Regions from separate parts of the Homo sapiens genome. Here all the other regions are linked to region 1. Evidence: chromatin loops called from intact Hi-C (ENCODE). Cell type or tissue: gastrocnemius medialis. All regions are shown on one strand.

Evidence for each region. A loop is a pair of places that touch in the nucleus more often than their neighbours do. Peaks named below come from ENCODE experiments on the same cell type or tissue, not always from the same donor. Only the 100,000 strongest peaks of a DNase experiment are listed, where the experiment ranks them.
Region 2: it touches region 1 in a loop (4-fold over the local background); 7 of 110 quality-filtered maps call a loop at or near these places.
Region 3: it touches region 1 in a loop (6-fold over the local background); 20 of 110 quality-filtered maps call a loop at or near these places.
Region 4: it touches region 1 in a loop (2.3-fold over the local background); 25 of 110 quality-filtered maps call a loop at or near these places.
Region 5: it touches region 1 in a loop (8-fold over the local background); 7 of 110 quality-filtered maps call a loop at or near these places.

The regions. Positions count from the first base shown.
Region 1 is chr9:105,061,525-105,066,524 of GRCh38, forward strand. No RefSeq gene overlaps it. Among named protein-coding and RNA genes, the nearest start is that of CT70, 72 kb to the left of the region's middle. In gastrocnemius medialis, a CTCF peak has its summit at 3,095; DNase peaks (open chromatin) are centred at 2,597, 3,187 and 4,947; H3K4me3 peaks cover 968 bases; H3K27ac peaks cover 2,444 bases.
Region 2 is chr9:104,966,217-104,971,216 of GRCh38, forward strand. No RefSeq gene overlaps it. Among named protein-coding and RNA genes, the nearest start is that of CT70, 23 kb to the right of the region's middle. RefSeq lists enhancers at 1,944-1,993, 2,074-2,123. In gastrocnemius medialis, no CTCF peak of the experiment used is centred here; DNase peaks (open chromatin) are centred at 2,275, 2,355, 2,665 and 4,585; H3K4me3 peaks cover 1,352 bases; H3K27ac peaks cover 3,174 bases.
Region 3 is chr9:104,866,626-104,871,625 of GRCh38, forward strand. The region is part of intron 5 of ABCA1 (ATP binding cassette subfamily A member 1); the gene reads right to left. Among named protein-coding and RNA genes, the nearest start is that of ABCA1, 59 kb to the right of the region's middle. RefSeq lists an enhancer at 2,558-2,647. In gastrocnemius medialis, no CTCF peak of the experiment used is centred here; DNase peaks (open chromatin) are centred at 1,878, 2,496 and 2,982; H3K4me3 peaks cover 357 bases; H3K27ac peaks cover 4,610 bases.
Region 4 is chr9:105,150,158-105,155,157 of GRCh38, forward strand. LOC105376197 (a long non-coding RNA gene) reads left to right here. Exons shown (of 4, transcript XR_930205.3): 4 at 4,727-4,784. Among named protein-coding and RNA genes, the nearest start is that of SLC44A1, 92 kb to the right of the region's middle. RefSeq lists an enhancer at 1,030-1,139. In gastrocnemius medialis, no CTCF peak of the experiment used is centred here; no DNase peak of the experiment used is centred here.
Region 5 is chr9:105,113,493-105,118,492 of GRCh38, forward strand. The region is part of intron 1 of LOC105376197 (a long non-coding RNA gene); the gene reads left to right. Among named protein-coding and RNA genes, the nearest start is that of CT70, 120 kb to the left of the region's middle. In gastrocnemius medialis, no CTCF peak of the experiment used is centred here; DNase peaks (open chromatin) are centred at 2,039 and 2,869; H3K27ac peaks cover 3,062 bases.

The DNA.
Region 1 (5,000 bases):
GAGTGCAAGACAAGCCGGACCAACATGGTGAAACCACATCTCTACTAAATACAAAAAATTAGTCAGGTGTGATGGCACATGCCTGTAATCCCAGCTACTTGGGAGGATGAGGCAGGAGAATCGCTTGAACCCCGGGGGCGGAGATCGTGCCACTGCACTCCAGCCTTGGCGATAAGAGCAAAACTGCATCTAAAAAAAAATAATAACAGGGCAGCCCACAAGTAGAGTGCATCAGCTAAGGGACTGTCACTGCATTTAGAAAGCAATGCATAGATGGTAAAGGATTTTGAAGCATAATACAAGCAGATTTGCACTTTTTTCCTTTCTTTTCTTTTTTCTTTTTTTTTTTTTTTGGTAGTGGGGATGGAGTCTCACTCTGTTGCCCAGGCAGGGGTGCAGTGGCACAATCTTGGCTCACAGCAGCCTCCACCTCCCAGATTCAAGCAATTCTCCTGCCTCAGCCTCCTGGGTGACTGGGATTACAGGGGTGCACCACTACTGTCCACTGATTTTGTATTTTTATTATAGAGAGGGTTTCACCACGTTGGCCAGACTGGTCTCGAACTCCTGACCTCAAGTGACCCATCCGCCTCAGCCTCCCAAAGTGCTGAGATTACAGGTGTGAGCCATCATGTCCAGCCTACACTTTTTTCTTTCTAAAAATCACTGCAAGAATTCCCTTGAGGTTGCAGGAGGGGAGAGATCCCGGAGGCAGAGTGCGGTGGACTGGGGAAGGGGGTTGCAGCTCTAGAGTGCAGGCTGGAGATGTAGAGGAGGGGAAAAATTAGGGAGCTATATCAGAGGTAGACTGGAAACCACCTAGTGATTCATTGGAAGGGGTGCGGTGGTGAGCCAAGAGGATACCGGATCATGGTGAGGATTCAAGGGTCAAGATTGCAGCAGGTTTCACTGGTAGATGGTGTGGCCTTCTGCTGGGAGGTGGGGCATTTGGACACAGCTGATGAATTGATTCCCTCTAGTCCTCCCCTGATGGGCTCCTAACCTTCAGGGTATTTGCTTCTCGCTATCCTTGTCAGCTGCAGTGGGGGACCACAACTCCTTGAGTTCTGCCCAGCTGCAGCTGGACAATTTTTGAACACTTCTGCTCCTGGCTGATGCCTGGTGGCTTGCGGCCTCCCACAGAGAGAACAGATTGAAGCAGCTGGCACTGCAGCCAGAGATGGATGCAGTTGAGCAGAGAGAAGAGGACACAGAAGGCACCGTGAGGAACTCAGAGCTGCTCAATGGTTATGTGACCCTAGGCAATTCAGTTACCTTCTCTGAGTCTTAGATTCTCTATCTACACTTTAATGATGGGGGAGAATACTTACTTCAGACACGTGTTTTAAAGATTTCACATAAAGCGGCGGGGTGCGGCAGCTCACGCCTGTAATCCCAGCACTTTTGGAGGCTGAGGGGGGTGGATCACGAGGTCAAGAGATGGAGACCATCCTGGCCAACATGGTGAAACCCCGTCTCTACTAAAAATACAAAAATTAGCTGGGCGTGGTGGCGCACCCCTGTAGTCCCAGCTACTCGGGAGGCTAAAGCAGGAGAATCGCTTGAACCCGGGAGGCGGAGGTTGCAGTGAGCTGAGATCGTGCCACTGCACTCCAGCCTGGCGACAGAGTGAGACTCCATCTCAAAAAAAAAAAGGCCGGGCACGGTGGCTCACGCCTGTAATCCCAGCACTTTGGGAGGCCAAGACGGGCGGATCAGGAGGTCAGGAGATCGAGACCACCCTGGCTAACATGGTGAAACCCCATCTCTACTAAAAATACAAAAAATTAGCCGGGCGTGGTGGCGGGCGCCTGTAGTCCCAGCTACTTGGGAGGCTGAGGCAGGAGAATGGGGTGAACCTGGGAGGCGGAGCTTGCAGTGATCCGAGATCGCTCCACTGCACTCCAGCCTGGGCGACAGAGCGAGACTCCATCTCAAAAAAAAAAAAAAAAAAAAAGATTTCCCATAAAGCATGTGGAAGTGATTCCTGAACTGTAAAATTCTTTAAGGGAAGTGAAAGGAACAAATATTTTTGGCTAGATGAACTGAGATTCTCCATCTTACCCCCAGCTCCTCTCAGGGAAGACCTGGGGATCATAGAGCTGATATATAGAAAAGTTTAGTCCATCTTGATGGACTCAGAGTACCTTCGAAGTGAAAATAGGATCTGAGAATAGGAGCATGTACTATTAGCACAATAATGTCAAGGTTAATATTTCACAACATGGAGAGGCAAAGTCATTTTAATTGGAGGAATTTCATGTTACACTGGACTGTGTGATCCTCGTAAGAAAATAATTCTTGTACAGACATTTGCCTAAGACTAATCAGGAAAAAAGAGAGCTTAGTCATTACTGCCAGACAGAAACCAAACTGAAGTCTGGTTTTTACCTTCCCCCATTCCCTTCATAAACAAAGAGGCCCAGGGGAAGAATCGCATGAGATGAACACCTCATTCAGACAGTGCGTGATGAGGTGAGGAGTCAAGGCCACATCTATGTGTGTATGGAGCCCAAGCCCTTCCTGCCACACCAGCAGGCGAGAGCCCCCGCATCTCAGCCCTTTCAGCCTCAGCTGCCTCTGGTTCCCTTCCCCCACCAAACTTCCTCCCTCCTCCAGACACACACAAGCTGCCACCATCACCATCACCATCACCACACACAGCACCCAAGTGCCAACCCGATAGCTGAATTGGCCTTCCCTCCAGAAACGTGACAATACTGAACACCTTCCCAGGCCCTGCCCGATGCTGGCTCAGGAGAGGGGAGATCCTACCCCTGCTGGAGGATCTCCCAGTGAAGTGAGGAGAGAGCCCTAGAGGCATGTAACACTGACCCCTCCCCAAAGACCCAGTAGCCCTACCTACTCCATTTTGGAAAGTACGTAACTGGGAAGAAGGAATGCACCCAGGAATTTCTAGGATGTCATGCCTGAGGAGCCCTGTGGGAGAGGGGTTATGCCAGAAGCATAGTGGGGAAGGGAGCAAAAAGAGGCTCCCTTTTTCCCTGATTAGCGCCACTCCATTAGGAGCCTCGAGCTGCTCTTCCCCCTGCCTGGCTGACTGCTGTCTTGGGTGTGTCTGGGAATCAGCCACTGGAGACAGTGAGTGTGGTTGGGGGAAGGCCGGAGAGTGACTGCTGGTAACCCCAGCTGCACATGATGGTGGCCAGCTGCCAGCTGGCTCCTCCCAAAGCCTCCCAGCTGGCAACGGCTTTGAAGTCAGACAAGCCACGGCTCCTAGGCTGTCCCGAGGGGATGTAAGTCCAGGACCTACACACAAAGCACCTATCCAATGACAAGCTAAGTCCAGGCAGGTCCTCCTAAAGGCCCCTGGCTCTCAGACCAGCTGATGCAACTAGATTAGAAAAAACAGAACATGCAAAGCTTACTCACTGCCGGCTGAAACAGTCGGAAGGACAGTTCACAAAGCCATTTCCCATCCATTATATCATTTCATCTGCCCAAAAACCCAGAGGAGAGTCCTGCCGACCCCAGCCATGGGCACGCTGCTCAGCCTCTCTGTGCCTTAGTTACTGTCCTTGTGAAATGGGCAACAATAAGAACACCTCTTCTGCTTTCTAGCTGTTTGTCAATTTCTAGTCACGTGTCTTGGGCAATGCATTTAACTTAATTGTGCTTCAATTTTCTCACATGTCAATGAGGTTAAAAATAGAACCAACCTCATGGGATAGCTGGGAAAATTAAATAAGTTAATACACCTAGAGCACTCAAAACAATGGCTGGATGCATACAAAGTGCTCCATAAATGCTAGCAACTATTATTATTTCTGTGGTTATTATTAATCAGGGGATTGTTAGGAGGATCAACAAAACATTAACAGCTGCCATATAGTGCACATTGACCGTGTTTCTGGCACTGGGTTCAGTCTTTTATGGGAATTACCTTGTACATAATGTTTAGTACACGCTGACTGCAGCACCTAATTCATAGAGAGCCCTTAACAAACAGTAGCCACTATCCTTATCTCCCTCATTCCACAGAGGGGCAAACAACTCAGAGGCTTAATGATTTACCCAAGTCCACAAAGCTAATAAGTAAGGAGAACTTAGACTTGAATCCAGGTCTTCTGAGAAACAGGCTTCCATGATCCTTCAATTCTCACCTTCTTCTTGTCCCACCTTCCCCAGCCTGGCACTCAGCATTTGCTCCACAGCTAAAGCTGGCTTCCCTTCATGAGACACATCTGCTGCTCAGTCGCAAGGTGCCCAGCCTTCTCCGCACAGGTGTTAAGAGCTCCTGCAGGCCGGGCATGGTGGCTTATGCTTTAATCCCAGCACTTTGGGAGGAGATGGACGGATCACCTGAGGTCAGAAGTTCGAGACCAGCCTGGCCAACATGGCGAAACCTGTTCTCTACTAAAAATACAAATAATAGCTGGGCATGGTGGCAGGCACCTGTAATCCCAGCTACTCGGGAGACTGAGGCAGGAGAATTGCTTGAACCCGGGAGGCGGAGGTTGCAGTGAGCCGAGATCGCGCCATTGCACTCCAGCCTGGGCGACAGCGTGAGACACCATCTTAAAAAAAAAAAAAAAAAGGAGCTCCTGCAATGGGAAGGACCACACTTGCCTCCAAATGGCGTTTCTCCTTTAGGAGCCAGGAACCAGGCTCCAGCAGGCACAGAGGGGTGCAAGGCAATGAGACAGGGTCATAGATGTTCCCAGGGAGCAGACCCAACCCCAGTTCCAGCTCTGCCTTCTTTAGGAATAACACGGAATCACAGATGCTCCTGGGGCTCATGACTGGCTCCAACTCCAGTTCTGCCCTTCTATCTAAATGTCCCTCTGCTGCAATTCTGTGGTGGAGCCTTCCCAGAAAACAACTCCAAATCCTCCCTTAGTTGAGCAAAGTGAGTCCACAACCAGCAGCAGCCAGCTGAGGGGTGAAAGATGTTTCCCTGCACGTTACATATCAAAGGCAATGTTTTGCTTAAGACATGACTGCTGGACTGTGGGCAAGTTACTTCCCGTCTCTGGGCC
Region 2 (5,000 bases), 95 kb before region 1:
TCACACCTATAATCCCAGCACTTTGGGAGGCCGAGGCGGGGAGATCACTTGAGGCCAGGAGTTCCAGACCAGTTTGGCCAAAATAGAGAAACTTCAACAATTAGTCTGGCATGGTGGCCCATGCCTGTAATCCCAGCTATTTGGAAGGCTGAGGCATGAGAGAATCACTTGAATCTGGGAGGCAGAGTTTGCAGTGAGCTAAGATCCCACCAATGCACTCTAGCCTGGGCAACAGAGTGAGACTCCATCTCAAAAAAAAAAAAAAAGAAGAACATTTGAGAATCACGCCTATAATCCTAGCACTTTGGGAGGCTGAGGCCAGTGGATCACAAGGTCAGGAGTTTGAGACGAGCCTGGCCAACATGGTGAAAGCCCGTCTCTACTAAAGATACAAAAAATCACACAGGTGTGGTGGCGTGCATCTGTAATCTCAGATACTCAGGAGGCTGAGGCAGGAGAATCACTTGAACCCAGGAGGTGGAGCCGAGATCGCGCCATTGCACTCCAGCCTGAGCAACAGGGCGAGACTGTATCTCAAAAAAAAAAAAAAAAAAAGGAAAAATCTAAATATTACTAAATATCGCAAGTATTGCTTCCTCCCTTTTAATGTTTCACAGTGTATGGGGGGTTTGTTCAGAACACAATAGCTGCTCTAGTGATCAAAATCACTATACATCAACTATTATTTCAATTTTTCAGTATGCCTATTGCTGGGCTGCCCCACACAAAGAACAAATAAAAAATTATGTATCTTGTTAACTTTTGCCAAGTTGGCCAATTTCATGTTATCCATAAATGCCACACTAAAGAGAGTGAACACACACATGGTCATAAAACAGCAGGCTGAAGCTAACTCCAAAAACAAAGAAAAAATCCAACGCTAAACCATTCTGCATTTAAGTTCCCAAATGACTCCCATGGAGGCCCTTAAATTGTATTTGTTTGGAAAAAACAAACAAACAAAAACAAAAGGAGTTCATCGTTAGCATGTGGAGGATGTTCATTAGCGGCTGTAAGAAATCACGGTCTAAACTACACCGTTCAAGAAACCCACTACAGTCGTGCAGACCAATAGCACTATTCTAGAAGGTAGCTATCCCTCGTGCCCTCTAAGAACCATCGTTTTGCATCGTTAGCAAGAAGCAAAGAGTAGATCTTAAACCTCTTTAAACTTCTCTGCGTCCTATTCAAAAATTAGGATACCACTTAACTCTGCACTTTAAAAAAGGATTTCAAGTGTGCTGCATTTTAAAGACACTTCATTACAAAAGTTAGAAAATTAAAGTATAAAACTTATCAAAACAAGTTTTTACGTTTTCAGGATGATTCACTGCAGAATTTCTTTAAACAGACTCCCCTCTTTTTTGTGTGTTGAGTCTTTAGGGAAAATAAGTGATAGTAAACATCAACCACAGACACCTGCAAACTAGGAAAAAAAATAGGGTTGCTTGGACATGGTAGGGAAAATAATTTATTTTCACAGAAATTTAGCCGGGCGCGGTGGCTCACGCCTGTAATCCCTGCACTTTGGGAGCTCAAGGTGGGTGGATCACCTGAGGTCAGGAGTTCAAGACCAGCCTTGCTGACATGGTGAAACCCAGTCTCTACTAAAAATACAAAAATTAGCTGGGTGGTAGTGGCACGCGCCTGTAATACCAGCTACTTGGGAGGCTGAAGCAGGAGACTCTCTTGAGCCTGGGAGGCAGAGGTTGCGGTGAGCCGAGATCGCGCCACTGCACTCCAGCCTGGGCAACAGGGTGAGACTACGTCTCAAAAAAAAAAAAAAAAAAAAAAAAAAAGAAGAAGAAATTTAACATACAGGCGATTTTTCAGGTTCTCATTTGCTAAACCAACAATGCAGAATTTGTGAAGTAGGGGCAACAAGTTGCTGAACCTGAGAGACGCCTCTAAATGCGCTCAGAGGTTATTTCAACTGTGCTGTTTGCTAGTTCAGGTACAACAGGCAAGACAGAAAGATGCCACCGCTCTCTCCACCCTCCCAGCGCCGGATCACAGAGCGCAGACCATGCACCCAGCCTTCCACACACGTCGCGATCTCGCCGCTTTAAGCTGCTGGGTACCCTCGGCCCGCCCACAAGAAGGCGGGGCGGCGCGGGGTCTGCTGGGAGTTGTAGTTTCGGGCCGGGCCCGAGAGCTTCTTGACTCGTTTCCTTCTACCCCCACCGCCGCACAGCTGCCTATGGACTCTGGAGTTGCTGTGTATTGAGCATGGGGCACAGCCGGGGGTAAAAGGGGAGAAGGCTCCTTTAATCTGCGGATCGGGGCGCCGTTGATGAGTGTTAGAGGTGTTGGAACGCAGAGTAAGCGGCGCGCATGCGCGGCTGCCGGAGGTGGGGGCCGCTCCTCCCGTGCCACTCAGGGGCTGGCTGCTGCCTTAGGGCTGACTGGGCTCATAGGTAGGGCCTGCGGTGCAAGTTTGTGATAACACTGCCTGTAGGCTGCGGTTGTTAAGGCAGAGATTTGAAGGGGGTCGGTTGGGGGTGCTGGGTAGTGTCAGTAATCAAGGGTTTTAATCGCTACTCCATCCTGGCTTTCGGGAACCTCCCACCTCCTACCCTTTCCCAGTTTGCAGAATTGCAGCTTTCCCCATCCCCCACCCCGATCGCTTCGTGGGAAGCCTTTCCATACTGTGTTGTGAAATCCGTTAGACCTCAGCCAAGGCCTTTTAGCCCGCCCGGAATTCAAGCTGCCCCCTCCTTGCCAAATCCAGATCATGCGAGACAACAAAAGGCTTGAGGCACAAGCCCTACAAGGCAGTGCCCCTGCCAGTTCTCCTAAACTTATTGTTTACCCTGCCCTCTTCTTCCCCTGCAAATTCAGACAGCCAGGCGATAGATTAGATAAATAGATTCCATGTCCTTACATTTGCAACAGGCTTTCATAGATTCCTTTGCTCTGGAAGGTGGCATCATTATACAAAAGGACAAGTGAGAACACACGAATGTAATCAGTGGCAGAACCCTGGGACTGAACCCTACAGGAGTTCTAAGTCTATTGTTTCTCCTACCACTTCACAAATGTGTCAGAAAGAGCTGAATGAGGTGACCAGCTGCACCTGACGCTAGCTGGCTTTCGGAATGCTCAGGCCCTGGGCCCTTGGCTCACCACAACCACTCTTAAATTGACTAACAATTGCCCCTTAGTGAGTGACCTCTCCAGCAAGCCCGGAGGATTTTGCCCAGGGTAATGTTTCACATTGAGCACATACTTTGTGCTGGGCCCTGGAAAGGATGTACATCAGATCTTAAGTTAAAAGTTTCCTTTCCCCCAGGGAGACCAGGCTGTCCTATCAAGTATTCTGTATTTCCCAAAGGATAGTATTAGCCACACTTTGTTATATGATTGCTTGTTTGCCTGTTTTCTTTTCTTTTCTTTCTTTATTTCTTTGAGACAGGGTCTCCCTCTGTCACCCAGGTTGAAGTGCAGTGGTGCGATCATAGCTCACTGCAAGTTCAGACTCCTGGGCTCAAGCGATCCTTCTCCCACCTCAGCCTCTGGAGTAGCTGGAAGTACAGGCGTGCACCACCATGCCCAGCTAATTAAAAAAAAAAAATTTAGAGGAGGTCTCACAATGTTACTCAGGCTGATTTCAAACTTCTGGGCTCAAGTGATCCTCCTGCTTCAACGTCCCAAAGTTCTGGAATTACAGACACGAGCCACCCTACCTGGCCTGCCTGCCTTGCTTGAGAAGCTGCAGCACTATTTTGTTCACCATTGTATTAGCAGTGCTAACATATAGTGGCCTTTTCATACATGTCAAATAGACATATAAATGATGAATGCATGAGTCCAGTGTCTGACCTTCATGTCTGTGCCCAGAGTCTGTTGGGAGAGGTGGAGATGAAAATAGAGGTAGGCTGGGCACAGTGGCTCACACTTGTAATCCCAGCACTTTGGGAGGCCGAGGCGGGCAGATCATGAGGTCAAGAGATGGAGACCATCCTGGCCAACATGGTGAAACCCTGTCTCTACTAAAAATACAAAATTAGCTGGGCATGGTGGCACATGCCTGTAGTCCCAGCTACTCGGCAGGCTGAGGCAGGAGAATCGCTTGAACTTGGGAGGTGGAGGTTGCAGTGAGCCGAGATCGCTCCACTACAACCTGGTGACAGAGTGAGACTCCGTACCCCCCGCCACCAAAAAAAAAAAAAAAAGAAGAAGAAAATAGAGGTACATGTTTATACAAAGTTTGGAACAGGAAGGCAGATGCACATAACTGCCTGGCGTGGTTCCAAAAACCTGAATGGAGAAGGCAGTATCTGCTAATGGGGGCTCTCTGCTAAGCTTTGGAATTGTCCATTATTGTATTAGCATATAAGAAGTTATCACACCAAAGGCTCCCCATGAGCCTTGCCTGGGAAAGGGACTGATTATTTAAGAGCCAACCAGCACAGGTACGGAGATGCTACCCTCTTCTAGGTGGTCATCTGGAGAAGCTGTGCTTTCCAGGGACTCTGGATTTCTTCAAATATCCTTGGAATGCTCCTTGTGGAAATGGCTTTTGAATCTACAGCACATTCTTTTGGACCTCCTCAGCACAGGAACATCTCGTTCCTTTAGGGATTTGATAGTTGGGAAGAGCCAGAAGTCACTTGGCTGGAGGTCTAGAGTATGAGGAAGATGATCATGCTGCATAATAGCTGCTGTTGAAATTTGAAGGAAGGAGTTAGTATGCTGACATAGGGCAAGAGTTCTCATCCTGGAGTGTGTGGAAGTTTTTAAGTATATGTGTATTTTTGTCTATTTATTTTTGAGACAGGGTCTCACTCTGTCACCCAGGTTGGAGTGCAGTGGTATTATCTTGGCTCACTGCAACCTCTGCCTCCCAGGCTCAAGGGATCAATCCTCCCAGCTCAGCCTCCCAAGTAGCTGGGACCACAGGTGTGTACCACCATGTCTGGCTAAATTTTTGTATTTTTGGTAGAGACTGGTTTCACCATGTTGCCCAGGCTGGTCTTGAGCTCCTGAGCTCAAGTGAT
Region 3 (5,000 bases), 190 kb before region 1:
CACCCGCCATCACGCCCAGCTATTATTCCTTTTTGTATTTTTAGTAGAGTTGGGGTTTCATCATGTTGGCCAGGCTGGTCTTGAACTCCTGACCTCAGGTGATCCACTCGCCTTGGCCTCCCAAAGTGCTAGGATTAGAGGCATGAGCCACCGCGCCCGGCGTTTTGTGACTCTTTTGTGCCCAACATCCTATGTTTTCCACTAGTACCACACAGATCAAGCTGCAGTCACCCATGTAAATATCCTGCTCCCAGAAGAATAGAAATTCCTTGAGGGCCAGGGTTTTTAATTCCAAAGCCAGCAGTGCCTGGCACAGAGGAGGCACTCAGTAAATTGGATGAATGAATGAATAGATGGATGGATGAACTAATGAATGAATGAATACAAATGAGTGAATAAATTAATGACCTGATGTGATTTGGGGAATTGCCGATTGCAGAGAAGAAAATTCACCTTGCAGTGAGTTAGGGAAAAGATGAAGCAGGACATGAACTTGAAACAAACCAAGTAAAGAGGACACAAGAGTTCTGCTAAACCCACTCAGCCACGTCAGCCCAGATCAAGAGGAGAGTCAGGTGAGTGGCAGCTAGAAGCAGAGTGGGGAACAGGAGAGAGGAAGGCTGAGTTGATTAAATGATAAAATGGAGATGACAATGGCATCCACCTCATTGGACTGAGCTAGGTGTTAAATGAGCAAATGTACCTGCAGACCTAGTATAATGCCGGGCACTGAGTAAGGTGCCCGGTAAAGGATGGCTAATATCATCATCATTTTCAGGAATGACTGATCTGAACAGATTCATGGCTAATTTAACCTTAAAGCATATTCAGAATAGACAAGACACAGAAGTGGCTTTGGCGGCTAAGTTGAGATGTTGAATTTGTGATCTAAGGTATGCACATGTGTGTATGTGTGTGCATATGTATGTGTGTATTATAATACATATTAGCCTGGCTGAGTTCCTAAGACAGAATTATTGAGTTCTTTCTGCTGATACTATCTATAAGGTAAAGGAAAGGTTGAAGCTGACTGATTTGTCTACTCATAACTTTATGAAAGAATAAATAAATCTAGTATTTTACAGGGAATCACCAGGAATGATCATATCCACCAGTCACTGCAAGGATGGATATAGGTGGAAGATGACCTGGACGAAAGACCAATCATTCCACACAAGACAGGGAATACTTCCTGAACAGGAGAGTCATTTAGCCACTTAACTTTGGCCAATGAGTTAATGCGGACCTGGATTTTATAATCAGTAAAATGTGTGGGTTGGAGAAGATGATCTCTGAGGTCTTCTTACCTGACACTGAAAGGAACACAGGGCAAAACAAAATCAGCACTGGATACAGCATCACAGGGTCTGAATTCAAGAGTCAGCTCTGCCATTTCCTGACTGTGTAATCATGAAGCTATACTTTCCCCCCTATTTAAATCTCCCTAAGCCTCAGTTTCCTTGGATATAAAATGGGGCTAATACAGCACTTTGGGAGGCCAAGACGGGTGGATCAACTGAGGTCGGAAGTTCGAGACCAGCCTGACCAACATGAAGAAACCCCGTCTCTACTAAAAATACAAAATTAGCCGGGTGTGGTGGCGCATGCCTGTAATCCCAGCTACTCAGGAAGCTGAGGCAGGAGAATTGCTTGGAGGCAGAGGTTGCAGTGAGCCGAGATCACGCCATTGCAATCCAGCCTGGGCAACAAGAGCGACACTCTGTCTCAAAAAACAAACAAACAAAAAAAACGGGGCTAATAACATTCACAGGTTGTTGTGCAAACCAAAGATCAAGAACGTGAACGTGCTGTTTCAGGGGAAAAAGCTGACTTGCTCCAAGTGTTCGCTCGGGTAACTGGAAGGTATGACCTCTGTCACAGGATGCGGAGCTGGGCTACTGCTGCCAGCAGAAGAGAAAGTCACTATCCAGCAGAAGGTCAAGAGGGCTCTCCCACCACAGTCTCTTCAATACAGACCAAAATACTTGACCTGCTGAGCTCAGCCTCCTTGGTTTTGCCTGGAGGAGCAAACAGTGACCTACCAATTAGCCAAGAGCTTCTGTAAAGTGGGGCAAAGGAAAGGAAAAAGAACAAAAAACAGGTGACATGTGTGTTTGTGGGCTGGAAGAAACGAAGCAGAACCCTCAGCTTCTTGCCACACATCCAGGCCTCTGGGACCAAGCCGGGGAACCAGCTGGGACCTCTGGGACCCAGGTCCAGGCCTCTGGGACCAAGCTGAGGAACACATTTGCACGTGCAGGCGGAGGGGTATGACGCGGGGTGGGGGCGAGGTCCTGCTTTCCAGGCCATTCAGTGTTCCTTCAGTTCTCTGAGCATAGAGGACAAGGAAGGTGGGAGGAGGGAGGAGAGGGAAGAGAGGGGTGAAGGAGCTTGGGGGAGGCTGGGAAAGAAGGAGGAAAGGAGAGGAGGGAGAGCAGCTCAGGAAGGCGGAGGAGGAAAGCCCTTTGCTGAGCTGAGCTGAGCCAGACGGGGTTACTCTCGGTCAGTGCCCTCCAGTCCCCAGCTCAGGTTTCAAGATCTGTCTTCTCTTTTGCTCAACATGAAAAGGAACCAGAGCAATCAGCTGCTTTAGAAGTGGGTGGAGGAGGCAAATGAAAAAAAAGGAGAAGTAGGGAAAATCACATCAGCATCCCAGGCCCAGATGGTCTTCTTCAATGGACCCCTGGGGTGGGGGTGGGGTGGGGCCTCCCAGCCTGCTAGGAGCTGTCAACTGAGCAGGGCCTGGGAGCGGGAGACAAATTCTAACTCGTGGTTTTAATCAGCCTGAGCTTGTCCAGCCTTACAAATAAGACCTTGAAATACTTCTCTGTTATACAAGGGCTGGTAACAAATACACTCCAGTGTCTTTATGGTATTTTTTTGGTGTTTTGTTTTCCTGATGCTCTGCTGTCTTCTTGAAGAATAGACGATGCCTGCTTCACCAATAGCTGAGCACTCTCTGGGAAGACCTGGTTGTTGGGTGCTGAGGAGAAGGGGTGAGGCGGGGTGATGCAGCTGCTCCTTCAGGTGACTCCTTAGAGCAGGGGAGAGTAGGCCAGGGGTGTGTGGTACACACAGCCTAAGGACACCCATGCTGTTCATCCCGGCCTGGGCTTTCCAACCCAGGAGACACTTCCTTCTCTACAGAGAAGGCTCACCGAGGGATACCAAGACATACCTGAAAAAACTCAGTTCCAGAATTTTCCAGTTATGTGGCCTTGGGAAAGTCAGTTAGGCTCTCTGAGCCTCCATTTTTCTGTAAATGGAGGTCTAGCTTCCTATACGTGTGGGTTAAGTTATCACTAATGACACTAAGTGTGTTAAGTACTCTGAATGCTGACTCACACATACTCCTTGAGAAAATACAAGCTGAAAATTAAACATGTTCAAAATAAATGTGGATAAAGTCATAGATGACAAGCTGTGAAGAATTCCCAAGAGAAACCAGGATATTTAGGCTTATGCTCCCTGAACCTTCCAAGGCATTAGGAAGCCAGAGTCTTCTCTTTCAACCAATGGGAATACCATAACTTTAGGAACCACACATTCCTTCTAGTATTTTACAAATAATATAAACTTGTATTAGTTCAACAAACTTCTGAATGGCTACAGTACCCAAAATACTAGTGTTGTGGTTCAAAGGGATAATATTTTTCTCAGTGCTCCTTGAAGGCAGGAGCTAGCCTATAACAAAAGAGGCGCTGTGTAACAAAATCCCTGCCCTTGCATTCTAAGAGGAGATGGCCAGAGGGTCGGGTGAGCAGAGCGGTGAGCCTCCAACCCTCTCTGCCACTCCAGAATCAGTCAGCACTGGAATCAGGGGTGGAACGAGACATTACTCATCTTCCCCCAGATTACTTTGCTAGTAAGGCAATAGCACACCTGCTATGATTTGAACGTGTCCCCCCTCAAAGTTCATACATTGAAACTTCATCACCAATGTGACAGTATTAAGAGGCAGGGCCTTTAAGGGGTGATTAAGTTATGTGAGCAGTGCCCTCACCAATAGCATTAGGGCCCCTCACAGATACCATGAGTTTCATGTGCGTCTGTGTGAAGAGACCACCAAACAGGCTTTGTGTGAGCAATAAAGCTGTTTTTTTCACCTGGCTGCAGGTGGGCTGAGTCCGAAAAGAGAGTCAGCAAAGGGAGATAGGGGTGGGGCCGTTTTATAGGATTTGGGAAGGTAATGGAAAATTACAGTCAAAGGGGGTTGTTCTCTGGTGGGCAGGGGCAGGGGGTCACAAGGTGCTCAGTGGGGGAGCTTCTGAGCCAGGAGAAGGAAATTCACAGGGTTAATCACTCAGTTAAGGTGGGGCAGGAACAAATCACAATGGTGGAACGTCATCAGTTAAGGCGAGGCAGGGCCTTTTCACTTCTTTTGTGATTCTTCAGTTACTTCAGGCCATCTGGGCGTATATGTGCAAGTCACAGGGGATGCGATGGCTTGGCTTGGGCTTAGAGGCCTGACAATGAGGACCCCTATAAAAGGGCTTGAGGGAGAGGCTTCAGTCCCTTCTGCCAGTTGAGGAAATGGCGTTTGTCCCCTCCTAAGGATGCAGCAACAAGGCACCATCTTAGAAGCAGAGAGCAGCCCTCACCAGACACCAAACCTGCCAACACCTTGATTTTGGATTTCCCAGCCTCCAGAACTGTGAGAAGTAAATTTCTATTGTGTATAAATTACTCAGTCTCGAGAATTTTCTTCTAGCAGCAGAAACAGAATAAGACAATACCCATGTCTTACTGAGAAGAGGGAAGGTGGGAGAAGTTACTGGAAGTCCCTAGAATGAGGGTTGAAGACCCTGAATGGTAACAATTCCCCCAAAGAGCCAGTGCAGCCCCAGAGGGAAAGGATGTCCTGGTCACACTGGCCAGGGCGTGGAAGGGCACAGTCAGCCTGGCTTTGAAGCTCAGAAGGAAATGGAAGATAACACTAAGACATAACATTGACCCAAATGAATTTTGGACCTGAACAGAATGAGAAGAAGAAACAAAGA
Region 4 (5,000 bases), 89 kb after region 1:
TGGATGCTGCAGGAAAGACTGCATTTCACATACACACTGCATCTGGTTAAGACAAGAATAATAGAGAAACCAACAAGGAAAAATGCAAACCCAGACATCTAACAATAATGCTTTTGCAAAGGTGCTTTCCTATACCATCCCATTTATTCCTCTCAACAACTCCATATTGTAATAATCTTCATTTTATATTATAGTTGAGTCAAATGATGTTCAGTTTAGTTAATTGGCTCAAGACTGCATAGCAACTAAGCAATGGTACCAGGACTTACATCCAGAGCTAGTGACTTTTCTTTTTTTAGACCGAGTCTTGCTGTCACCCAGGCTGGAGTGCAGTGGCGTGATCTCAGCTCTCTATAACCTCTGCCTCCCAGGTTCAAGTGATCCTCCTGCCTCAGCCTCCCGAGTAGCTGGAATTACAGGCTTGCACCACTAAGCCCAGCTAATTTCTGTATTTTTAGTAGAGACAGGGTTTCACCATGTTAGCCAGGCTGGTCTCAAACCCCTGACCTCAAGTGATCCGCCCACCTCGGGCTCCCAAAGTGCTGGGATTACAGGCATGAGCCACTGTGCCCGGCCACTAGTGACTTTAAATGCAATACTCTTTCCAAGACTACACCAAGATATAGCACAACCTCCATTTTCTCTCCACCTTCTGTGGCCAGACAGGTAGCCACAAGAGAATAGAAACCTCCTCAGCTGTCCAAATGCATTTCCCAAGAAGTAAAAGACATTTAAGGATTAACTTCTTAGAGAGAGTATTTCCTTGATGAGCATGGCTTTCAGCCAACAAATAGAATAAACAAAACTACCTCTAATACACCTCAGAAATGCAAGAACTCATTTGTGTGTGGCCTTGAAAATTTTAAAGAGGAAAACTCCAGACAGGCAACTAGTAAGCATTTTTAACTCCAGCTGTGACAGGAAGTGAAATTTTAAATGGCAAAATAGAGGGAAAAGCTATTAAATAAGGGCCTCCACAGAACACGGTAGCATTCAGCCCAGGGGTTTCCCACCTCAACAAAAGTCACTATGACAACACTGGGAAATCAAGAGCATTCATGTGCAGTGATGGTGAACACATCTACAGACCTGGAGCAGAGTGACACCTCCAGCATTGGTATGGGTTATATAATTAGCAATGAAGAAGAGACAGCTTCCTTGGACAAAAAAATATGTTTGTGATACTGTGACAACAAAGTTAAATGGATTCCTTTGCTCTAGGACTTCCCAAGAGGGGAATAGTTTATACACTGATTTAAGAAATGGTGAGTTCCAGCAATAAAATGATCATTTGTAACAGTTGCAGAGAGAAACTGATCATTCTGGACAACTAGTTCAGGTGTAACAAATAGATGTTCTGTTTGCCTTCATTTCTCCTGCCTGCCCCCATGGAAGGCATGACTAATCACTGCATTTTTTGCCACTGACTCCAGATATAACCGTATACTCTTTAAAACAGCACTTCAAGAAGCCACTACTGGTTAATCATAAATGCATTAACAACTTTGAAACAAAAAAGGGCTGGCATAAAGCTGCTTAGGATAAAGAAACAGACTAGATGATTCCTAGGGTGCAACAGATGGAGAGTCTAGGCCAAAAAGATCTGCTAGCTAACTCTCAGAGGAGGAGTTAAGGGGTAGGGGCCAGATCGCATTTATCATTGTATCCTCGACACCTAGCACAGTGGTTAACACCTAAATCACATGGTAATGATGCGTTGTCATAGTCCATATTTACTATATATATCTATTCACTATTAGGAAAACTGTATATAATTATTCCCTATCATGCATTCTTTTTCTTTTTCTTTTTAATTTTTTTTCTTTGAGACCAAGTCTTGCCCTGCCATATAGGTTGGAGTGCAGTGGCGCAATCTTGGCACACTGCAAACTCCACCTCCCAGGTTCAAGTGATTCTCCTGCCTCCGCTTCCCAAGTAGCTGGGATTACAGGCACCTGCCACCACGCCGCGCTAATTTTTGTATTTTTAGTAGAGATGGAGTTCCACCATGTTGGCCAGGCTGGTCTCAAACTCCTGACCTCAAGTGATCTGCCCACCTCAGCCTCCCAAAGTGCTGGGATTACAGGCATGAGCCACCAGGCCCAGCCATTCTATTTCTTTTTCAGGTATTTTTTTTCTACTATCTTTGTAAGGACCTTAATGAAGAACCTCATTCAGTATTGTTTAAATAAGTACCAGGAACCACAGAGAGTGTATTATCAGCAGACCTTGGTTTGAATCTTGACTTTATATTTATTTGCTCTACAGTCTTGAGAAAATTACTCGACCTCTACAAGCACCAGTATCTTCATTTGTAAAAGGAGGATAATACCATCTACCTTGTAGGATTGTGCTATGGTCTGAATGTTTGTGTCCTCCTAAAACTGATGTTGAAACAATTCCTAATGTAGTAATAGTAAGAGGTGAGGCCTTTGGGAGGTGATTAAGTTATGAGGGTGGAGCTCTGGTGAATGGATTGTGCCCTTATTTTGAAAAGCCAGAGAGCTTGTTTGCCCTTTCTGCCATGTGAGAACACATAGCAGGTGGCTATCTATGAGAAACAGACCCTCACCAGTGAATCTGCTGATGCCTAGTTACTGGACTTCTCAGCTGCCAGATCTGTGAGCAATAAGTTTCTATTGTTTATAAATTACCCAGTCTAAGGTATTTTGTTATAGCAGCCCAAACAGACTAAGACAGGTTATTATAAAGATTAGGGATTTATTACGCAAAGCACCTGATACAGTTCCTGGTTTTTTTTCTATTTACTCCTCTCGTTTCCAGAAAGATTTAAAGTGGCCTAAAAAGTTACCTACAATTAAGTAAATAAATTTAAAATAAACATGTAAACATTTTACAGCAAAAGGGAAACAAAAATATTTAAAAACACAGTAAACAGGCCGGGCACAGTGGCTCACACCTGTAATTCCAGCACTTTGAGAGGCCAAGGCGGGCGGATCACGAGGTCAGGAGATCAAGACCATCCTGGCTAACATGGTGAAACCCTGTCTCTACTAAAAAATACAAAAAAATAGCTGGGCGTAGTGGCGGGCGCCTGTAGTCCCAGCTACTCAGGAGGCTGAGACAGGAGAATGGCATGAACCCGGGAGGCGGAGCTTGCAGTGAGCCAAGATCGCACCACTGCACTCCAGCCTAGGTGACAGAGTGAGACTCCGTCTCAAAAAAAAAAAAAAAAAAATACAGTAAACAAGGAGTGAGTTACAGCATCTCATACATGGTAGACATACAATTAAATGTTAGTTGTTGGTAGTAATAGTTTGTATTAATAACATTAGTTGTCACTGTTGATGTCATCATCTCTGCTGAGAGGATTCCATTTATCTTTCAAATTCAATTCATCTTTCAAATCCCCTTCTGGGGTCCAGCCCTATTAGATAGCAAATATGATGTAAAAACCTCAAAAATTAAAACTGTGGTATAGGTATATGACCAGATAGACCAATAGAACAGAATAGAATGTCCATAAGAGATTTCAGTTTATGATAAAGTTGCATCATATATATGCATAAAGTACAGGATAAAGTTTAGTCTATAATAAAGTTGCAAGATTTTGAAGACCTCACATACAGAAATAGACATTAAGGCACAAAGAAGTTAAATAACTTGCCAAGTTCATGCAGCTAGTAAATTACAGAACTGGGATTTGAATGTAGGCATTCTAATCCAGAGTCCATTGTATTAACCACTAAATGATAAAATGTTTTTTAAAAAAGCAAACTACCCATCAGTAAGTATAATATGCTACATTTGGGGAGGAAGAAAGAAACTTATTTATGTTTGCTCATGTATGCACACAGAAATTCTGGAATGACACACAAGAAACTAATAGCAGTAGTTACCTTTGGAGAATGTGGAGATGGACAAAAGGGTAATGGGGATATATATATGTGTGTGTATATATGCATATATATATATGTGTATGTGTGTGTGCATATGTATATACATATGTGTATGTATATATATGTTTATAATTTTTATGTTATACATTTGAACTATATGAATGTATAATCAGATTCAAAATTAAAATAAATACAAAAAGAAAATGCTTGTTCTGAGCAAGCCTTTTCTGACTCCCCCAAGCAGAGTAAGCTCACCCTTTTTTGGGGGTGGGGGTACACAGTATGACTCTGTCACCCAGGCTGGAGTGCAATGGTATGATCTCGGCTGACTGCAACCTCCGCCTCTTGGGTTCAAGTGATTCTTGTGCCTCAGCCTCCCAAGCAGCTGGGATTACAGGCACACACCACCATGGCCAGCGAATTTTTTCTATTTTTTGATAGAGATGGGATTTCGCCCTGTTGGCCAGACTGCTCTTGAACTCCTGGCCTCAAGTGATCCACCTACCTCGGCCTTCCAAAGTGCTGGGATTACAGGTGTGAGCCACCATGCCTGGCCTACCTTTTACTCCTCTCTTTGTTTCCAAATGGATTTACAGTGGCTTAAAAAGTTACCTACAATTAAGTAAATAAATTTAAAACAAACATGTAAAAATTTTACAGCAAAAGGAAACAAAAATATTTAAAAATACAGTAAACAAGGAGTGAGTTACAGCATCTCATACACAGTAGCCGTACAATTAAATGTTAGTTGTTGGTAGTAATACTTTGCACTAATAACATTAGTCATCACTGTTGATGTCATCATGTTTTCTGGCACATTTTATGTTTCACTGTCTTTATTTATGTTCCCTCTCTTGTTCACCTAGATCCTCCAGCCAGTCTGCAAGCTCTTCCAGGCAGGATTCTGCTTCTTTCATTCTTTTATCCCCAGCACAGAGTGCAGTCCCTGACACGTAGCAAGCATCCAGTACATGGGGAAGTGGAAGTGGGAAAAGAGAAGCAGCAGGACCAACCAGCCAAGTTTTGTGGTATTAGCACTCTGGAAAAGGAAACTGACTAGGACCTTCATGTAATAGTGGGAGCTTGGAGAGGAAGTGAGGAGGGAGGAAAATACAGCAACCCTTGCAGAAAAGGTGTACC
Region 5 (5,000 bases), 52 kb after region 1:
GCAGGAGAATCCCTTGAACCTGGGAGACGGAGTTTGCAGTGAGCCCAGGCAACAAGAGCGAAACTCTGTCTCAAAAAAAAAAAAAAAGTATAAAAATTAGCTTGGCATGGTGTAATCCTAGCTACTTGGGGGGCTGAGAATTGCTTGAGCCTGGGAGGTGGAGGTTGCAGTGAGCCGAAATCAGGCCAGTGCACTCCAGCCTGCGTGACAGCGAGACAATGTCTCAAAAAAAAAAAAAAAAAAGGTAATAATAGAGTTTTAATATTGGAGACAGAATAAATCAATAAAAATAATCCCAACCATTAATCTTTAGTTTAGCCTATTAGTTTCAAACTTTCTTCCACACCAAACCTCTTAAAGAGCACATAAGATGAAATCAAATGAAGTTTTAGCTTGGGCATAAACAAGGCACTGTGGGCATCTCACAGCCATGCAGATCAGACAGAGAGGATGAAACAAAACCTGACCCTGCATCTACACAGCTGAATCTTGGGCAGGAGGAATAAGCCCAGCTACAAAAGCAAATATCAGACTGGTAGCCTGATGGGTGAGACACAATGGCCAAAGGACACAGGAAGCCCAGGCGTGATTGAAGCAACTCTCTAATCAAATGGGTGGAGCAAATGGAGAGGAATCCAAGCATCTTGTCTGCCCTCCCCAGTCAGGCACACAGGCCAGCAGACAGGCAGGTAGGAGGTTATTTGTAGACACATTGTCCATGGGTAGTAATGGATAAGATCCAGGTTCTGTCCCAGGGAAAAGGGCTGGCAAGTGCCACATAGTATGCCAGGGCCCATTCCCAGGCTGAGTTCAGGAGCAGTGTGCAGTCCTAAAAGGGGACCGTGCCTCTGGGCGGGAGAGCTAGGGATCAGGTAGAAGCTGGATCTCTGGGTTGGGCCAACAATAGCCAGAGAGAGGACAGATATCACTCGGGGAAACATGACTGTCAGAGGATGTTACTGGACTAACAACCTCCAAGTTTCAGTGGATGACTGCGCACCAAGTCCCACCAGAGGCACTGAGGTGGTTAATCTACTTCCTGCCTGAATTTGTTCAGACTCAGAAGCTGGGGTGGGAGGGTGGCAGCTGAAAGTGAGATGCATCAGTGGACCCAAAGGGAAGCAGCTGGGCAACATAAAGGCATGGAAACTGAGGCAGGAAGTCAATAGGGTTGACTTATTCTGCTTTACTGTGCACCGTGCATGCCCACTCTCTGGTGGAGGTGCTCATGGGAAAGAAATGACTACAGTTAAATTTCCTACTTAGAGGTCTAATGGAGTGACATTAAGAAACAGCCCTTCATTCCACTAACATTTATTGAGTACCTCCTATGTTCATAGCATAGTCTCTGGCTTCAAGGGTCCTACAGTAGAACAAGCACGATGGGAGATTCACAGAAATAACTCTGTGAGAAGTCCCATCCAAGTGCTGTGGAGCACAGAGGGAAAAAGAGGAACATCTAGAAGAAAAGAAAAGTCTCCTAAACTTCTTGAGAAGGGACCATGGCTATTTTTGCCTGGATAGCCCAATTCTAATTATCACTCTATCCGAGAGTTTAATTGCCTCTGGGTGATGCCAGCTGCCTTGAACTACAGGTCTGAAGGCACAGCTGTTGCTACTTGATCTACGTCTCCCTTAACTAAGTCTCAGGTTTGTAATCTTATCACACAGGGAACCTAGGGTTCCATATGACAGGACTGAAAATCCCTAGCTCTGTCACTTACTAAATAGTCATGTCTGCCTTTTCTAACCTTCCTGAACTTCAGTTTTACTCCTTATAAAATGAGAATAAAGACAACCCAAACTTCAAAGGGCTGTTTCAAGGATTAAGTGGAAGTCATGTATATGCACGGGTTTTGTAAACTTTAAAGAGCTAGAAAAACATTTATTTTAATGGTGTCTCAACTTGAGTCTGCACTGGGCTGCAGCCATGCCTGGGTGTGTTTGATGACCTGGTCTGTGGGGCTTCTGGGTGTCACTCCGTGTGAGGATGAGGAAGTGGTTTGGCTCACATGCCAGAAAAAGACGCAAAGACGGCTGGGCAGCATGTGGGAAGCTTCAGATATCTATGCCTAACCTGGCTCTGTGGACGGAAGTCAGAACTCAGCAAAGAGGCTGGGCGTGGTGGCTCATGCCCGTAATCCCAGCACTTTGGGAGGCCAAGGGGGGTGGATCATCTGAGGTCAAGAGTTTGATACTAGCTTGGCCAACATGGCGAAACCCCGTCTCTACTAAAAATACAAAAAAAAAAAAAAATTAGCTGGGCATGGTGGCACTCGCCTGTAATCCCAGCTACTTGGGAGGCTGAGGCAGGAGAATCACTTGAACCTGAGAAGTGGAGTTTGCAGTGAGCCAAGATCGCGCCATTGCACTCCAGCCTGGGTGACAGAGTGAGACTCTGTCTCAAAAAAACACATAAAAAAATAATAACTCAGCAGAGAGAGGGGCTCCTCACTGTTTTCAAAGGGCGATGTTACCACTGCCGCTTTCAGGCCTGCTGACAAACTAAAATGCAGAAAGGGAGGTGGAGGTGAAGGCACATGCTGTCTTCCCAGCACAGGGAGAATTCCAGAGCATTTGTCACCATTTAATCACCTGAAGAGTTTCCTCACCAGGGGAACACATTCTCCATGCAGATACAGCATATAAGGCATTTGCTGCACCTTCCCCTGGAGTTGTCAGGTGACCTGGAGACATTGCCAATGTGGGGGAGAGAGGAAGTGTAACAGGAGTACTTGTGAGTGGCTGCAAAATGCTCCTGGGGACAAAGTCTCAGGGGCAAGGGTCAGCAATGACAGGCCATTGCCCCTAATATGACCCCAACAGTGACACTCACAGGTGGGTGAGGCCTGGAGAAACTCGGCCACATGACTCTTCTGTCAGGATGAGTGTTAGATGCCATGTGTGTTCCCACGCCAGTAGCTGCTATTTCCAGTTGCTTCAATTGCTTCATTTGTTCAGGGAACCTGAGAAGGAAGATGTGTTACCCAGCAAGGCTAGAAGCCGCTTCTCTTAACAAAGACCACCCAGAAGTGAGCCGAGGTATTGGAAAGTACCCAGTGTGTGCTTTTCAACAAATGCTGCTTAAAGCTGCTGCAGTGTCCAGTAAACCATTGCTCTTGGTTCTCATCTCAGAGTTTTCCAATGCTGAGGGAATGCAGACAGAAGAATGTGTAAGATTATGACACAGGAGCTGCATGGTGAGGTGTAAAGGAGGAGAGAGGAGCAACAAATTGTGCCCCAACAAGAAAACGTGAAATGTCCGGTTTGTTTTTTTATTTTTTATTTTTTGAGACAGAGTCTTGCTCTGTCTGCCCGGGGTTGGAGTGCAGTGGTGCAATCTCGGTTAACTGCAGCCTCCACCTCCCGGGTTCAAGTGATTCTCCTGCATCAGCCTCCTAAGTAGCTGTGATTACAGGCACGCGCCACCACACCCAGCTGATTTTGTATTTTTAATAGAGATGGGATTTCACCCTGTTGACCAGGCTGGCCTAGAACTCCTGACCTCAAGTGATCCGCCCACCTTGGCCTCTCAAAGTGCTGGGATTATAGGCATGAGCCATCGCTCCTGGCCAAAATGTCCCTTTTAAGTGGAGTTGGAGTTGGGGGACAGTGCAGGGAGCTGTGGGCAAAGGTGAGTCAAAGAGAACAAAATGCCCCCCCTAAAGATATGGCAGGAAGTCTGGCCAAGGGTGGGGACATTGGTTTATTTTCTCTTTCTCTGCAGCCCACCACCATTAAGGCTAGAATTCTGGATCAAGCATCTTTAGAGGAGCCTCAAATGTGCCTGCATTCACTCAACAAGGAGAGAGTAAATAATTCATCCAAGGTCTGCCAAGAGAGCTCTCTGGCACCATAATGCTTTCTGAGGTGGAAGGTTAGCTCTTGCCAGACAGGGAGGAGCCCAGCCAACAACAGGGGTCTCCTTAGCAGTTTGGAATCTCTGTACAAATGCCAGCTCACAGCCACTCTGACTTGTCCAGCAGTGCCCTGGGCCCCTGCAGTATGCCTCGGACTAGCTTCATCCAGCAAACTGCTGCCTCTGACAGTCTGATGTCCATTTTCCCAGCCTGTACTGAGTGTCAATCATGGGCCTGAGTGAAAGAGACATGACCCCTGACTGCCTTGGAAGAGCCGGCTTAGGACAGGATAGGGTGGGAGGGCAGTGGATCCACGGGTCCCAAAACGGGTGGTGAGTAGCCAACTGGTGAGCAGACAGGTGAGGGTTTGGGGAGAGAGGGGCATTTCCTAGATGTAGAGCTATTTAAGCAGAGTTTTAAATAGTTAAGTTGGAGCTCACCAGGCAGGAAAAGAAATTAAAAGGAACAGCTAGAGTTTTGTTAGAGCTTACTATGTGCAGGCATTGTGTAAAGGGCATTTCAGAGAGAGCGAACAGCTGGTGTGAATTCTTAAAAATCTGAAAGTGCATGCTATATGGATAGGCTAATTCTTGTAAAAAACTTATTTTTATAGATTTAGGGGGTGCAAGTGCAGCTTTGTTACATGAATATATTACATAATGGTGAAGACTGGACTTTTAGTGTAACCATCACCCAAATAGTGTACATTACACCCATTAGGTAATTTCTCATCTCTCACCACCCTCCCACATTTCTGAGTTTCCAATGTTAATTATTTCACTCTCTATGTCCATGTCTGTATATATATACATAATTTACATAATTTAGCTCCCACTCATAAGTGGGAACATGCGTATTTGACTTTCTGAGTTATTTCACTTAAGATAATGGCATCCAGTTCCATCCATGCTGCTATAAAAGAAAATTTCATTCTTTTTTATGACTGAGTAGTATTCCATGGTATAGATTATATACACACACACACACCCCCCACACACACACCCACCCACACACACATCTCACATTTCCTTTAATCAGAATAGGCACATTCTACGCATTTGCCTATACACAGGTGAATTACGTGTAGATAATGTTTAGTGTACCGTGGGAGTTGTAAAAGATAAAGCTACAAAGGAAAGT